Regions from separate parts of the Homo sapiens genome. Here region 1 is linked to region 2. Evidence: chromatin loops called from intact Hi-C (ENCODE). Cell type or tissue: K562. All regions are shown on one strand. Each heading gives the region's core, and the rest is flanking DNA. Links, peaks and the distances in the headings are about the cores only.

Region 1 (8,101 bases), core at 3,197-5,696, 470 kb after region 2:
CTGGGTGCTGGCTTTATTTCACCAGGGCAGAGTGGGCTATGTGACCCCACAGTGGAGAGAATGCAGTGACATGAAGTGTGTGAGTGGGCAGCATGGTGGGTGTCCGCTCCTGAACACTTGACCCATCTTCCTTCCCCTCCCTCATCCCACTTCCCAGCAGAGCCTCAGGGCCTGGGATCTGCCAGGCCGTGCGCTGGCAAAGATCAGTCTCCAAGAGCAGTCTGAATCACAGAATCACAGCTCAGGGTCAACATAAGTACTGACTTACCTATCAGGATGTGTTATTTTACACTCTCAATTAGTTTACATAATTGGGAGTTCAGTGTATTTGGACAAGGTGGAAAGTTGCCGAAGAGCTTTGTGGGTGTTTTAAACAAAATTTAAAAAACATTTTCTGGCTAAGCGATCTGAGAAGCCCTCTCCTGCACTTCAGACTGCTCAGGGGTGAATTGATGGCAACAGTGCTGACCCCCAGGCTGGGCTGAGTTCAGTCCCACATGTGTTTAGTACAGCACCCAGTGTCTTGGCCTGAATCCCTGATTCTCCAGGGCTCTGACGGCGATGCATCCCCTTCTCACGAGGCCCCTGGGTGCCCCCAGTCAAGGACTGGCTTTCCTGCTCTTTCCTCAGAGCACGTGAGGATTCCCTGTCAGGACCGTCCCCCACCCTGTTGTGGTGGCTTTGGATAAGGTACGTCATAGGATGCACCTGGGGCTGAGGCCCCACCATCCCCAGCTCCTCCTGTGGGGCCGGAATGACTGAGCGTCCTCCTGCCTCGCAGGCTCGGTGTCCTTTTGCACCCTGTGGTGAATCCCAGATCCCGCTGGGCGTGGCGGAGTCTCAGGTGACCCTGCGCAACTTGCTGGCTGGGCAGCCCTCAGCACGTTTCCTTATCTGTCCTTGACGCCGGCTCCACCCGTGAATAACAGTGAGACTGCTAAATGAGGAAACATGCTGGTCTTTGGGAGTGGCAGTGTAGGGGACTTTGGGGCATGTGTCCCATTTTATACTCAAGGTCACGTGGTTCCCGAGGCTCTGGGTGGGTAGCACCCAGTGTCTGGAGGGAAGGAGGCTTGGGCGAAGACAGCTAAATGCCTGGTGTGGGGACTGCCCAAAGAGATGGGCAGCGTCCAGTCATGTGACCTTTGGAGACCATGTTACCATGTCATGTTTTGGTGGACAATGAGCGTGTCACCGCGACAAGAGGGGCACAAGACTGTGTAAAGAAAAAGCCACTGCCTGTCCCTCCCTCCACAGAGACCCCAGCTGCATGGAGTGGGTGAAGCTGCACATCACCTGCAGATCACCGGGGTCTGTGTTCACTGGGGGTTTCAAGGGGCCTGAGATTTCTGCACTGAGTACTCATGACCTTTGTAAGGAGAGGATGCAGGATTTTTTTTTTTTTTTCCTGGCTGGGAACTGGCAGGGAAGTAAGGGCAGCTCTTCCCCAGCACCTGGGCCTCAGGCTGGGAGCAGGGTGGGCACAGGTGTGAGAGATCAGGGTGTGTGTGCCATGGGTGCAGCCAGATGCAGGTGCCCCCCTGCCCCACCCCAGGGCTTTGGGAGCTGCCCTTTGCCCGTGAACATCCCTGTGTGGGAGCTTGGGTTTTGTTCCCTTTCTCCTTGGTTTTTCTGAGAAGGGGTACGTTGGGGAGCTGGGGGTGGGAGGGCGGATCGCCCAGAGCCCTGCAGGTGCTCTCCAGTGCTGGCAAATTCCCTCTTGTCCCCTTATCAGCTCCTTCCAGAGGTGACAGCCATCTGTGTGGTGGCAGCTCTCTCCTGCTCCCATGAGGTCTCCTTTTTCTTCTCTTTTCCTGGATTTGACTTCTTAACTGAACAGAAAAATATATAGGCATGGACAGTTTTGTAGTAGTGTTTGGAGAATAGGCCTTAACAATATAATTATTCAATTCATGATTTCATTGTTCAAACTGCCCAATCTCATTGCATTACGGCCAGTTCTTTGTCGTACCTTGGAATTTGTGTGTGTGTGTGTGTGTGTGTGTGTGTGTGTGTGTGTGTTTTGTCCTCTGTGTTTGTTTGTTTGTTTCCTTTTGATGCATATAATGTAATATTCTTGGTGAAGGCCATACCTCCCCTTTCTGCAGGTGTGAGTGGGAGGGCTGCAGGTTGCGGAGTGAGACCTGAGGCTACACTGCTGGCCCCTGCAGTTTTACCAGAAGCTCAAGGATAGGATGGTTGTAGGGTGAGGCCCCTTGTGGTCCCAAGCAAGACCAGGGCAGCTGAGGAGGGTGGAGGAGGAGGGGTGCTGGGCTGTGGTAGGAGGGAGGCTAGGGGACAGGAAGAGACTGCTTCAGGTGCTGGTCATTTCACATTGATGTGAAGTGTGTAAGAAGTAATTGATGGACTCAAACAATTAAATGATTCCCTCGGGGAGTGCTCAGGAATTAAGCCTCAGTGAGGAAAAAGAAATGTAAAAGTCATGTGTGTCTTCATTGAGATATGTGGCTCTTCACAGGTTCCAGGGAGCTTGGTTTGCTTCCATATGTTTCTATGTGTTTTTCTAATCTTCTGCAATGATAGAACATCATACTAAAGAAAACCATAAATCAGTCACTTTGGAAGAGAGATTTGGGGTAGAGAGAGAGTGTTTTACCAAGTGCTAGGGCCTCCTTTGGGTTTAATTCAGAAGTCAGTGCCTCAGCGCCAGGGCTCCTAACCTGTGGCCTGGGCTCACCTGTTCACCCCTCACCTCTTCACCCCTTCAGAGCTCACCGACTTAGCAAAGAAGTACTGAACCCGCAGGGTGTCTCAGCTTGGACAGACTTTGGAGCTGAATAAGACCTGATCCTTGTCCCCACCTGGGACAGCTGGCTGCTACTGCCTCTGTCCTCAGAAAGCAATCCAAGAGCTCTCTGAGCTGGCAGTGCAGAGGTACGGAGCTTGCTGTTTATGCAGACCTTCTCTGGAGAGGTGAGCATTGATCCTGGTAGGCAGCGTACCAGAGCTAGCAAATGAACCGCCTGAGGAAATGTCCCCAAGCTGTGGCCTCTCATAGGTCACCCAGACATCAGAGTGTGAAGCAAAAGTGCTTTGCTTCTCCCACCTCTGCCCCACCTGTAGCCACATGAAAAGAGTGGTTCTGGAAGTCCCTGGTGTAACTTTGGTGTAGCACATGGGCTGTGGGCTCTGTGTGCACACTCGAGACCCAGCGCAAGTCACCACTGCCATGGAGTCACCTGTGGACCCAGGGGCTGGGCTAGTCAGAGCAGTAGATGGGATGAGGATCTGGGGGCCTTGAGTGGAGGGGCAGCTCTCAGTGAGAAGAGGGTGCCTTTGGCTGCATCTGCCCCTGGAAGGGAGCCAGGAACCAACCCCTCTACAGTGGAGATGCTGATGGGTGGCCTCGTCCTGGAGAAGGGGCCAGGATGGAAAGGACGGACCTCCAGGAACAGCCAGCGCCCTGGCTTCCTGACAGGCAGCTCCCAGGTGGGGAGAAGGGCTTGTTTGACACAGGTGTGAGGTTTGCAGATACAGGGTGATGAGGTGGGGCCAGTATTCAGAATGCAGAACCTGACCCTCCACCATCACGGACCATCCGTTTGTGAGCAGCACATGCAGCTGTGGGGCCGTGTTGGAGCACAGGGTGGGTGTGAGTGAGCGTGTGAGACTGTGCGTGAGTGTGAGTGTGAGAATGAGTGTGAGACTGTGTGAGGCTGTCTGTGAGTGTACAAGACTGAGACTGAATGTGAGTGTGACAATGTGTGTATCATGAAAAACACTGTGAGAGACTGCACGTGTGTGAGTGCCAGTGAGTATAGTGTAAGTATATGAGAAAGTGTGAGAGCATGAGTGTGTGTGTCTGCTTGTGACTGTTGTGTGAATGTGGGTGAGAGTGTTAGTGCAAGGGTGTGTGAGTGTAAGAGTGTGTGAGAGACTAAGAGTGTGAAGTATGCAGGTGTGTGTGACGTGGGTGTAAGAGTGTGTGTGCAAATGCATGAGTGGCTGAGTCTGCATGAGTGTTATGAGAAAATGTGTGTAAGAGACCACGTGAGAGTGAGTGTTCATACATGTGTCTGCAAGTGTGTGGGTGTGAAAAAGTGCCGGAGACTGGGAGCACATGAGAGTTTGACTGTGTGCATGTGAGTATGTGGGTGTGTTCCTGTGAGAGAGGTGCGGGGTGTGTGGGAGGGGCAGCTCCAGTCTCCAGGGAGCACTCCTAGCGTGGTCCATTCTTCACGGACAGGAGCCCGTTTTGTAACCCCACTCTGAGCTTAGTTCCTGCTCGCTGTTGCACCCGTGCCCTAGGGCCTTCCTTGGTTCTTTCTTGCACACAGCAGACATAGGTGCCGTGGCCTGGCTTCCATTGCCATCTCTGCCCTAGACGTTGTGCACGGGTTAAAGGGAGGCAGCGCCTGGTGGAACGTCCTGGGCTTGGATGTGGCACCGGAGCCTTGACTGGATTCTGTTCCACTACTGGGCTTCCTGGGCATCTACCTTGGACCTAGCGTGGAGTCTCACGTTCAAGTTGTCTTGCCTGAAGAAGACAGCTAGTGGGCCTGCCTTGGGTCTCTGTTGAACAATTAAAGGAGCACCGAGATCCCCTCTGTTGAATAATTAAAGAAGGGAGAGAGAGACCCCTGCTGCAGGACGCCTTGCATTGTAACCTCTGGGAAGCATAAGCCCTGCTCGCTATAAATGAGAATGTCACTTCCACATCTCCTCTGAGCATATTGGTCCAGAAAACTACCTCCCACATTAATTTTCATATGGCTATCAGACATGGGAGATTTATCAGAGAGAAGGAAAAGTGTAAGGATCAAACACGTGAGTTTGGGAGAATACAGGAACTAATACTAATGCAAAATTAGAACGGGATTTAGGGAAATTCAGTACAGCAGCACAGAGTACTACAAAATAAAAGAAGCTTTGTTCCTCTCGAAGGTAATCTGTGTGTTGTTTCCCTAATTTTAAAAAGTAATACATATTACTGGCGAAAACCCTGAAAGATAGAAACATTTCCGAAAAAATATGAATGGTGCCTAGAATTACACAACCCAGAGAGAAGCTCTTATGAGCATTTTAGGACATTTTCTTAGTTTTTAAAATAAAAATGAAACCACACTACACATGCATCTTTGCCCACTGTCTTTTGTCACTTAATGTTGGAGCGTGTTTGTCCACTTCAAGTTCCATAAACTTGACTTTTAATGACAACATGAACAGCCCATTTTGAGTGTGGCCCATTATAACACTTACTGCCTGCAACTGTGTGCCAAGCCCCAGCCTTTGCTGCATTATCTGTAGGATCCCCTAAGCCAGCTTTGTGTTGTTCTTATTTCATTCTGGAGATGGCTTTGAGGACTCGTCCCCTGTGAGCAGAGAGGCAGAGTCCACCCCTGCCAAGTGGCCCCTGGGCTGGCCTCTGAGTGAGCATCTACTGCTGGTGACAGGACATGGGTTCAACAGCAGCTCCCGCCAGCCCGGTAGCAACGCCTTGAGCAAGCTGCCCTCTCTCTTCTTCTCTGACCTTCCCCGTAGCCAAGGACTCTCAGATGGGAAGAACTTGAAAACTGTCCCTCCTTCCTTTTCTCTAGACTGCTGTGCACTCAGACCCTTTGGAAATGCACCCCCACCAGGTTCTCTGCTGGACCCCATGTATTTACTTAGACACTTGGCAGATTTCCTAAGACTGGGAAGAATAAACCATTGTTAAATCTGAAATTCACACGAGAGACAGAAGAATTTGTGAAGCCTTTGCTGGCTGCCCCATCAGGACATGTCCGGGAGGAAGAGTGCCCCTTCCTCAGCAGGATGAGGGTAGCCATCTTGTTCCCAGGGGCCCCTCTGTCACCACAGGCAGTGGAAGTGGGCAGTGCCTCCCAGGGCTCATGGGGCCCCTGTCTGCCCCGTGTAGGCTTTTTGGGGTGGGAAGGGATGGAAGGGAAGGAAAGGCACCAGTGGGTAAGGAAGAGTGACCACAGAGGAATAGAGTTGGCAGTTGTGGATTTTAAAGTCAGATACATGTGGTGACAAATCATTGCTCTCTGCTGACATGCTGTGTGGTGTAGGATGAGTACTCAGACCTGAGCCTCCATTCTCCTTGTCTGCAAAAAAGACGTAGCAGGCCGCCTTAATGGAGTGATAATGGGCTTTTCTCTATGAGAGCACCTGCCCAGGCTTAGACTGTCACTGTTGCTGGATAAACGTTGGTCTCCTGTTTTTCTTTCTTTTGTAACTACCTCCTGGGCAGATGTGGGTGCATCCTAGCACGTAGTGGTTTTGCAGTATCTTAAACCCTGTCTCATTTTGTCCTGTTTTTTCCTGGCGTTTCAAACTTCTCATTTCCAAGGTTTGCAGTCCGAGAGGAAGGGATCTCCACACCCCACAGAGGCCTGAGCCTTGCTGACCTTGTGTGCCTGTGTCTTTTCCCTTTTGGGAATGGAAAGCAGGACCCTGCAGGGCTGAAGCCACACTTTCTGTACAGGCCACATCCTGGAATCCAGGGCCCGGTGGCCCTGCTTTTGCAGGTGCCTTGACTCCCCCATTCTTCCTGCGCTTGCAGAGCCTCTTTCTGGCCTCAGACCCACAGCTGCTCTCCGTCGCTGAGTTCCCTCCATTGTGGAAACCATCTTACTCCTGGTGGTCCCAGTGGCAGGATACTGAGAAGTATTGATCCATCCAGAGGGAGAGGCATGTAGTTCTGCTTAACCAGACATGGTGCCACACAGATTTGAGCACAAGCACCGGAGGTGGGACAGTAAGAACATTTTTTTTGAGACTTTTTTTAAATGAAGATTGATTTTTTTTGAGACTTTTTTTAAATGAAGATTGATTTTTTTTTGAGACTCTTTTTGAATGAAGAACATTGTTTTTCGTTGTAATTCTTTGGGGAGAGAGAGAATTGAGGAACAGTTTCAAATCCATGTGTTCAACAGGAACATTTCTGGGGCCAGCTCACAGAATGCCTGTGTTTCAGAGCCTCCTCTGGTGTGGGAGGCCCAGAACGGAGCCCACTGTTGGCTCTGTGTCAGCTCATGCACAGATTGTATTCCCTAGCTGCTCTAAAGGAGACATGTTGAAGGAAACTTCCAAGTTGAAAGGTTAGAAGAAGTCTAAGCGTCCTGCATTGAGACTTATGTTTTAGTCCTGGAAATTCCTTTTCGGACCCTGTTACGACCTGGTTGTGCCTTCGAGTGCAGCTGCAAGGCTGTGCTGGCTGTTGTCAGCTAACCCTAATGGGACCTCAGTTTCTGAAGCCAGTGAGTTTCCAACCTCAGGCCTGAGATCAGAGTGCGTTAACATGCACTTCCCATCCTCCTTCTCCAGATCAAAGAGAACACTTGACCACACTGTCCACAGTTTTATTATTATTACTATTTTTAGTTGAGACATAATAATTGTACATATTTATGGGGCACAGTGTGATATTTTGATAAATGTATACAATGTACAATGCTCAAATCGGTGATTTGCATAGCCATTTTTTCTGTGTTCTTCATGCAACACTGCATGTTGGAATGATACTGCCATGTCATTTTTGATAAAACACCACATATTATCTTGCATGTTGAACAGAAGTACTATTCCCTCCCCTTTGAAAATTACCTCTCTAGAAGTGACCTCTGAAGTTCTAGGCAGTGAGTGGACTGTAATGTCAGTACAGGGCAGCGGAGCTCCTGGTGCTCTCCAAAGATAGGTCCTCCCTGGTGGAATGATTTCCCTTGAGGCCAGCTGCATGGCTCCTTTTTCCAGGAAGGGGACCAGGCTCTCAGTCACTTGTCTGTGGCCATGACACTTCCTTTCCGTCACTAACACCCAGGGCTATCGCCTGCCACCTTGACTGCTTCAGGAACAAACTCCACGTCTGAGCTGAGTACCAGGTGGTGCGTGGGGCCAGCCCAACTTTGTGACCTCACACCTCTGCTAGCCCTCTTTAAACTCATTCTTGGAATGGCTGCAAATGCATGTGTGTGTTGAAGAGCACTGGAGTGAGGGTGGTCCCCTCCCTGGCCTGCAGCACTTGCGTCCTGTGGAGGGTGGTGAGTGTGAGGATGAGGACCACTGCACCATGGGGATGAGGATGCTGTAGTGAGGGGCTGCTGTGTGAGTAGGACTCTCAGATATGCCATTTCATTTC
Region 2 (8,101 bases), core at 3,489-5,988:
AACTCTAAAGCTGTTTTCACCAATCATATTGTTAGTGGAGCGTTAGTATCTTTATTTTCATTGTTGATTTATTGTGGGGTAAAGGAAATGAAGAATTCTGTTATTTTCTAATTCTGTCATTCCTGGTATCCTTTAAAAGTGGAATTCTTGATATGAGAGAAAGAAGGTACAGATTTGAGTTCAAGGAAGTCAAAACTCTGCAGTCCTGAATTTGAATTGAAAGTATAGGTATGGAATCATGTGGGTTTTTAAAAATATTTTCCTAGATTTTTCCAGCAAGAAAAGGCCTAGAAACAGCCCAGAAGCAACACACACTTTTAGCACCTAGATTTGGTCCACCAAAAAGAATTAGAAGTAACTGGGATTCCTGATTTGAAGTTGGTGATGGAAAATGTACAAGATGAACCTGGAATGTTTCTTAGGCAAGGGAGCAATTAATAACTGCTAGAGTCATTGTCAGAGGACCAAGAAGCCAGTTTGAAGAGGCTCACATTGGTCAAACATGGGATAATTTGACATCAAGATTAGAAACTACTGAATTGAAGTTCATGAAATCTATCTAAAGCCATGAGCTGGTAACAACACCCACAATGTAATTGATCAATGTTGGTGGACACTCAGAAACCAACTTTATAAAAGCCAGTGAAAGCCTGCCTTTCCTATACAGACCATACCCCTGGGAAACCACATAACAGGAGGGGGGATATTTCTCTTTAGAGAGGAATTCCAGCTAATGAATGGGGACCAGGTAATAGAATTAGAGCCTGACCATTTTTGCAGTTTTAATGAAGTAATGAATCTGGGCATTGCTCATTAACAGTGGTCAATATAAAAGAGAGAAGGAGAGAGAGAGAAACATCAGACATTATGTGTTTCCTCGTGGGAAAACACCATCATCTATGAGGCAACCTACCCAAAACAGTCCAATCTTAATCTGATGAAGTTATTTTGCCAACTTGTAGTTTACAGTAAGAGTATGTTGATATCACCCTGGAAAGCAAGACAGAAATCTATAGTACAAATAACCACTTGCTCAACAAATAAATCGCAAAGAAGCAAAAATAAATAAAGATGATACCTATGGACTGGAAGAGACACGAGGAGGAAAGTAATTAATGTAATTCACCATATTAATAGACTAAATAAGAAAAACCACATGCTCGTCTCAATAGAGGCAGAAAAAGCATTTGATAAAATTCAACATTAATTCATCCAAAAAAAAGAACCTCTCAGCAAACTAGGACTAGAAGTAGGAATAGAAAAGAGTTCCCTGAGCTAATAAAGGGTATCTATGAAAACTCGACACCTAACATCATACTTAATAGAGAGATATCGAATGTTTTTTAAGATATCAAACAAGGCAAAAATGTCCTCTCCGATCACACCTATTGAACATCACATTGGAAGTCCTAGCCAATGCAATAGGCAAGAGAAAGAAGTTAAAAACGTATTGATTTGAAAGGAAGAAATAAAACCATCTAATGGCAAATGACATAAATTTTCTTTGCAGAAAATCCCAAATAATTTACAAAAAAAAAAAGGGTTCTGGAACTAATAAGTGAATTTAGCAAGTTTGCAAGACACAAGTCAATATAAAAAAGTAAATTATATTCCTATATACCAGTAATGAACAATTGAAATTTAAAAAGGAATACTATTTACAACAGCACCAAATAAATGAAGTACATGGATGTAAGTCTAAGAAAACGTGTGCAGGATCTGTATGTTGAAAACCACAAAACACTGATGAAAGAAGTCAGGAAGATCTGAATAAATGGAGAGATAGACTGTGTGCATTGATTGGAGGACTCAGTAATGTTCAGAAGTCTATTCTTTCTAATTTGATCTGTAGTTTCAATGCAATACCACAGCTGTTTTTTTTTTTTTTTTTTTTTTTTTGAGACGGAGTCTCACTTTGTCACCCAGGCTGGAGCGCAATGGCGCGATCTCGGCTCACTGCAACCTCCGCCTCCCGAGTTTGAGCTGTTCTCCTGCCTCAGCCTCCCGAGTAACTGGGATTACAGGTGTCTGCCACCATGCCTGGCTCTTTTTTTTTTTTGTATTTTTAGTAGAGATGGGGTTTCACCGTGTTAGCCAGGATAGTCTCGATCTCCTGACCTCGTGATCCGCCTGCCTTGGCCTCCCAAAGTGCTGGGATTACAGGCGTGAGCTACTGCGCCCGGCAAAATACCACAAGCTTTTTTTTACAGATATTGACAAACTGATTCTAAAATTTATATGGAAAGCAAAGGAACTAGAATAGCCTAAACAATTCTGAAAACAATGAGCAAAGTCAGAGGACGCACACTATCTGAATTTAAGACATACTATACAGCTGCAGAAACCAAGGCAGCATGATATTTGGGGACAGATAGACACGCAAATCAATGGAACAGAATAGAGAACACAGGAATAGACTTACCCAAATATGCTCAACTGATTTTTTGGCAGAGAGAGAAAGATGATCCAATGGAAAAAGGATGATCTTTTAAAAATGGTGCTGGGGGCCGGGCATGGTGACTCATGCCTGTAATCCAAGCACTTTGGGAGGCCAAGGCAGGTGGATCACCTGATATCAAGAGTTTAAGACCAGCCTGCTCAACATGGTGAAACCTCATCTCTACTAAAAATACAAAAAATTAGCATGGCGTGGTGGTGGGTGCCTGTAATCCCTGCTACTCAGGAGGCTGAGGCAGGAGAATCGCTTGAACTGGGGACGGGGAGGTTGCAATGAGCTGAGATTGTGCCACTGCACTCCAGTCTAGGTAACAGAGCTAGATTGCCTCAAAAAAAAAAAAAGTGCTGGGAAAACTTGATATTGATATGCAAAATAAATAAATAAATAAACCCCAACACACATCTCACACTATTATACAAAAATTTTCTCCCAGGGATTTAAAAGCCGAGTTTCATTTAAAATCTTCTGGCCCGGCATGGTGACTCACGCTTGTAATCCCAGCACTTTGGGAGGCTGAGGCAGGTGGATCACCTGAGGTCAGGAGTTCTAGACCAGTCTGGCCAATATGGAGAAACCCCGTCTCCACTAAATATACAAAAGTTAGCCGAGCGTGGTGGCACGTGCCTGTAGTCCCAGCTACTCGGGAGGCTGAGACAGGAGAATCGCTTGAACCCAGGAGGCAGAGGTTGCAGTGAGCCAAGATTGTGCCACTGCACTCCAGCCTGGGTGACAGAGTGAGACTCCGTCTCAAAAATAATAATAATAATAATAAATCTTTTGCAAATTGAAGCACTCAGGTACCTACATACAGGGTCTGTATGGATGCTAACTTAAAAACTCTTCTTACAGAGACATTTCCATGGACATCCTCATGCTGCTTCTGCTTTTGTGTGTAATATATGGGAGATTTTCCCAAGATGAATACTCCCTCAATCAAGCTATCCGGAAAGAATTTACAAGGTAGGAGGTTTGGGTAACTCTTCCAGATCTGGGGCCATTGCACTATTCCATAGCCTGTGTGCACCTTCCCCATGTTTCACATCCCACATATGAAATACTGGAAAGATTGTCACCATTTCCCTGGTAGTAATAAAACCCCCTTCCATTCACAGACTTTGGACACGTTCTTAGCATCTCGTTTGGGGTAAATAGCAAAACAAGGATATTTGAAGGAATTTTAAGTTCTGTGCCAAAACAGGGTCTTGCAGTTTCTTTTTTGCTGGAGACCTCAGAGTTCTTCTATCAAAGCCTATGGTTGCAGTTCGTAATAACTGACACTCAATTTCTAACAGTTTTTTTTTTTCCTTTTTGAGACAGTTTTGCTCTTGTCACCCAGGCTGGAGTGCAATGGCGCCATCTCAGCTCACTGCAATCTCCACCTCCCAGGTTCAAGCGATTCTCCTGCCTCAGCCTCCCAAGTAGCTGGGATTACAGGCATGTGCCACCACGCTTGGCTAATTTTTTTGTATTTTTAGCAGAGATGGGGTTTCACCATGTTCGTCAGGCTGGTCTTGAACTCCTGACCTCAAGTGATCCACCCGCCTCGGCCTCCCAAAGTGCTGGGATTACAGGTGTGCGCCACTACGCCCGGCCTTCAGTTTCTAACACCTCTCAAGTTCTTGATCATTTCTCAAGCTGTTCATTTGCTTCTTCCTCCTTCTTTCTATAAGTAGTAGATGTTGATCATAGGTAAATCTAGCAGAACTGAAAAGTGTAAAGCAGAAAAATTTCCGTGATACCACCAGGCAAAGGCAAGCATGATAGCATTTTGTTGTGTCATATTTCTTTTCCATGTCTCAGTGCTTCTAAAATTGGGATGCATATTGTCATCAACAGGTGCATTTAATGTAGTCTTCTTTTTTTTGAGAGTTGTTCTTGAATCCATGGTTAGGCTTTATTTTCACCTGCCACAAACAGTCAGTCTGATAGTCCTTTCAAGGCAGTGTGGCTTTGAATTATAAAGTGCATGATATGAAATAATATTGGTTCTTTGCTATGATTTCAATGCTGGTAAATACAATAATTCAGTGTGTTCCAGGAGTTACCTTATTTACTCTGGTGAATATTTAAAGACACATTTATGCAGCAACTCTATCAGTGTGTTTGTTGCCTTTGACTAAGTAATTCAATTTGACGTAAATACTTTTTGGTTGGATTTTTTGGCAGAAGTGAGTGGCTGGAAAGTCAATTTAATCTTATCAATTATTTCAGAACATATTTATCTTTATTTTTGTGAGAGAGGGTTATTCATACGCAGCAAGATAATGGCTAATGGATATTGTCCCCTTTGTCAGTGTTGTGACCCACTCGTAAGGTAAGACCTGGAAGTCCCAGTGCTATGAGTCTGGGTGTTCTGTAGCTCAGTAATCCAAGTTGTTTTGTTTTTTTTTTTCTGCTGAGCATTGTAATAGTGAAATTAAGTGGAATTTTCTGCCTCCTCATTTGTGAAACCAGCAGTTATTTCCATCCATGACCAACTTTTCAGCTCTCCTATCCGTGCAAGTGCACAGCCTGTGCCAGTAGGTGGTGCTGTGTGCAAAACAAAGTGATAATTTGGGTCCTCAATGGAAATGGAAATCTAAACATGAAAAACCTCTGGCTTTTGCTAGTTTATTTTTCATCTCACATTTCACAAGTCAACATTATTTGACATATTTCTCATATGAATTGTTGCTTCTTGATATTCAAATCAGAAATATCGCAGCTGAGATAATGTTTGTGAGATCTCTCAGGTGCACATGAGATTGATGTGCTCACATTCACAACTCCTGGATTTACATAGACCTTATGTTTCCCATAGGGATGCAAAACCTCACTGCCTCTGGGTGCTCTGGCCACCAGGCAGGGATATTCAAGTATCCTGGTTGGTAATGGAATGTTTAAAGTGGACCCTCTCCGTCTCACCCCCTAGCCCCCAATACCTAATCCTGAAACATCAACAACAACTTAGGGTTTGGCATTTACTAGCATTCCAGATAGAGAAGCTAAATAAGCCCAGGAGTGGAAATGGATGAAACAGAGTTCCGAGACTGGGCCCCCAACTCATGTTTGGTTGCCAGGTGACTCTGGCAAGTGCTCGGACTTAGCATCTTCATCTATAAAGGGAGGGAACTGGACTACTGAGTAGTCATTGCGTTCTTGGATTTTGCCATATTTAAGTTGTATTTGAAGTGTTTCTGAACTTATGAAAGACTTCATGAAGTTCCAAAAAAAAATAATAAAACAAAAAATAAACCAGCAAATAAAGCACCAATCAATGAAGCAAGCGTTCTATCCAAGTGCCATAAAAGTAAAATAACAGCTGATTTTATCTTTTGCATTGTTTAGCCAGCTTTGTGGGCTTATTTTATATAATTGCGGTAACTAATACAGACAGGGCCAGAATACTCCTGGCTCATTTGGTTCACTACCTGCACTTTGGGTGTGCCAGGAGTGAGGTGTGAGATGTCTGCAGTCTGGCCATTGGGCCTTTTGGCTTTGGGTTATTTTCAGGGCTTTTTAACTTAGTTTCTTAATGTTATTCCAATAGGGAAGCAAGTGTCAAGAAGTGATACCATTTCCCCGAAAGTGGTGCAAACTCAACATGGCTATAATGTCTATACTTTATTCTTTAAAAACACAGAAAATGGATCATATTAGTTGCTATAAATGTACAATGTTTGTCGTCAAATCATCTTGCTTCCCACAGCAGATGCTCAACACTTTCCTCTGTTGAAAATTCACCTCCAGCCATCCTTTGCCTCTTTCCTACCCTCCCGCCCTTTTCACTGCATCTCTGTGCCCCCTGGCTCATTCTTCCTTTCCTTTGGCGTGAATATTTGCAGAGATGTATCTGCTCACCTTATGCCTCCCATCTCTGTCTCCATCTGTGTTCTCCTTTCCTGATGCCTCTCTGTTGCTTCATTCCACCCTCTGGGTGCTCTGGCAGGCCTCCAATTTGCTCTGCATTTGATAGTTTGACAAAACTTGTAGAGAAGTCCAGAGTTAAGAACCAGCACCCAATAAAAGACCTGCAAAGATTAAGTTCTAAAGATGTATAAACCAATGAAGATCAAATACTTGAAAGGATAAGAGATCATTTCTTCGTAAGAAAAAAGAAATAAAACCAGTCAGATAAATTAATTCACTAGACTTTTACTCATACATGCTATGGAAATTTTTTTTTTGAGACAGAGCCTTGCTCTGTTGCCCAGGCTGGAGTGCAGTGACGCGATCTCGGCTCACTGCAGCCTCTGCCTCCCGGGTTCAAGGAATTCTCCTGCCTCAGCCCCCCAAGTAGCTGAGACTACAGGCGCCCATCACCATGTCTGGCTAATTTTAGTGTTTTTAGTAAAGACGGGGGTTTAGCCATATTGGCCAGGCTGGTCTCAAATTCCTGGCCTCAAGTGATCTACTCACCTCGGCCTTCCAAAGTGCTAGGATTATAGGCCTGAGCCACCGTGCCCAGCCATATGGAAATTTTCGAACACATTTATAGTATATACAGATTATTGGTTGAGGCTACTGCATCTCTTTATTACTCTATACACTAGTGACATTTATTTGTCTTTGATTTTTTTAATATTGTCCAATTATTGTCATGACTATCAGGTTTTTAAAAACTTTTTCTAAATTATCTGCAAAATCTGCTCTGAATCAACAGTGGAGTGTCCGTTCTACACCTTACCTGTAAACATAGTCTTTGTGGTGTGCTGGAAACAGTTAATAACTGGAGAACAAAAGCACTGATTTATAGCATCTGCCAGCCAATTTCCGTGGTGTAAATCCTCCCACCATGGTTTTTTTGTTTGTTTGTTTGTTTGTTTTAGATGAAGTCTCACTCTGTCACTGAGGCTGGAGTGCAGTGGCATGATCTTTACTCACTGCAACCTCTGCCTCCTGGGTTCAAGCGATTCTCCTGCTTCCTGAGTAGCTGGGATTACAGGCGCGTACCATCACGCCCAGCTAATTTTTTGTATTTTTAGTAGAGACAGGGTCTCATCATTTTGGCTAGGCTGGTCTCAAACTCCTGACCTCAGATGATATGCCTGCCTCAGCCTCCCAAAGTTCTGGGATTACAGGCATGAGCCACCACGCCCGGAACCACCATGGTCTTTCACACCACCAATGTGACATCACTGAACATGGAGTTGGGAGGAGTTGTGCAAAATTGGCTCTCACAGTAAGAGTCGGCTCCAGGCCTGCTGTCTACAGCCCAACTTTGCTCTCAAGCCTCGTTTACCAAAGCCATGGCCATCATCTGAATGATTCATAGTGTGTTCATTCTTTGGAGTAGTCTGGATCTGGTGCTGGACCAGGCATTCAACTGTGTGTACTTGGGTGACTTTCTAACTTCTTCTCACCTTATGACAAAATTCCTTTTCCTGAGAACTATTTTGGTCTCCCCTTTTTGTGGAGAGAAACCTGGATGAAACAGCCACATCAGAGCCATTTCTGTTTGCTGAGGGCATGTTGATGAGCACCCCATCCTTTCCATTCTTCAGTGACTCTTCATGGGAAGCTATGTATGAGAAAGTTTTTTAGAGTTAGGTGAGAGGTACTTTGCTTTCTCGTAGGAACACTTGATTTTATCCTTTTGCCTCTGGCTGTAGCTCAGAGCCAAATGGACACCCTGCTGCTGCCATGCACAGCCTTGGCCTGTGC

Evidence for each region. A loop is a pair of places that touch in the nucleus more often than their neighbours do. Peaks named below come from ENCODE experiments on the same cell type or tissue, not always from the same donor. Only the 100,000 strongest peaks of a DNase experiment are listed, where the experiment ranks them.
Region 1: it touches region 2 in a loop (15-fold over the local background); 2 of 110 quality-filtered maps call a loop at or near these places.

Annotation. Positions count from the first base shown.
Region 1 is chr7:47,347,914-47,356,014 of GRCh38, reverse strand. The region is part of intron 17 of TNS3 (tensin 3); the gene reads left to right. LOC124901629 (a long non-coding RNA gene) reads left to right here. Exons shown (of 2, transcript XR_007060319.1): 1 at 1-2,206; 2 at 2,730-5,096. Among named protein-coding and RNA genes, the nearest start is that of SNORD151, 110 kb to the left of the region's middle. In K562, for the core only: a CTCF peak has its summit at 4,611; no DNase peak of the experiment used is centred there; H3K27me3 peaks cover 1,901 bases.
Region 2 is chr7:47,816,393-47,824,493 of GRCh38, reverse strand. It overlaps PKD1L1 (polycystin 1 like 1, transient receptor potential channel interacting), which reads left to right. Exons shown (of 57, transcript NM_138295.5): 46 at 3,308-3,418. PKD1L1-AS1 (PKD1L1 antisense RNA 1) reads right to left here. Exons shown (of 4, transcript NR_161269.1): 3 at 6,299-6,468; 4 at 4,647-4,987. Among named protein-coding and RNA genes, the nearest start is that of PKD1L1-AS1, 25 kb to the right of the region's middle. In K562, for the core only: a CTCF peak has its summit at 4,983 (motif pointing right); a DNase peak (open chromatin) is centred at 4,963.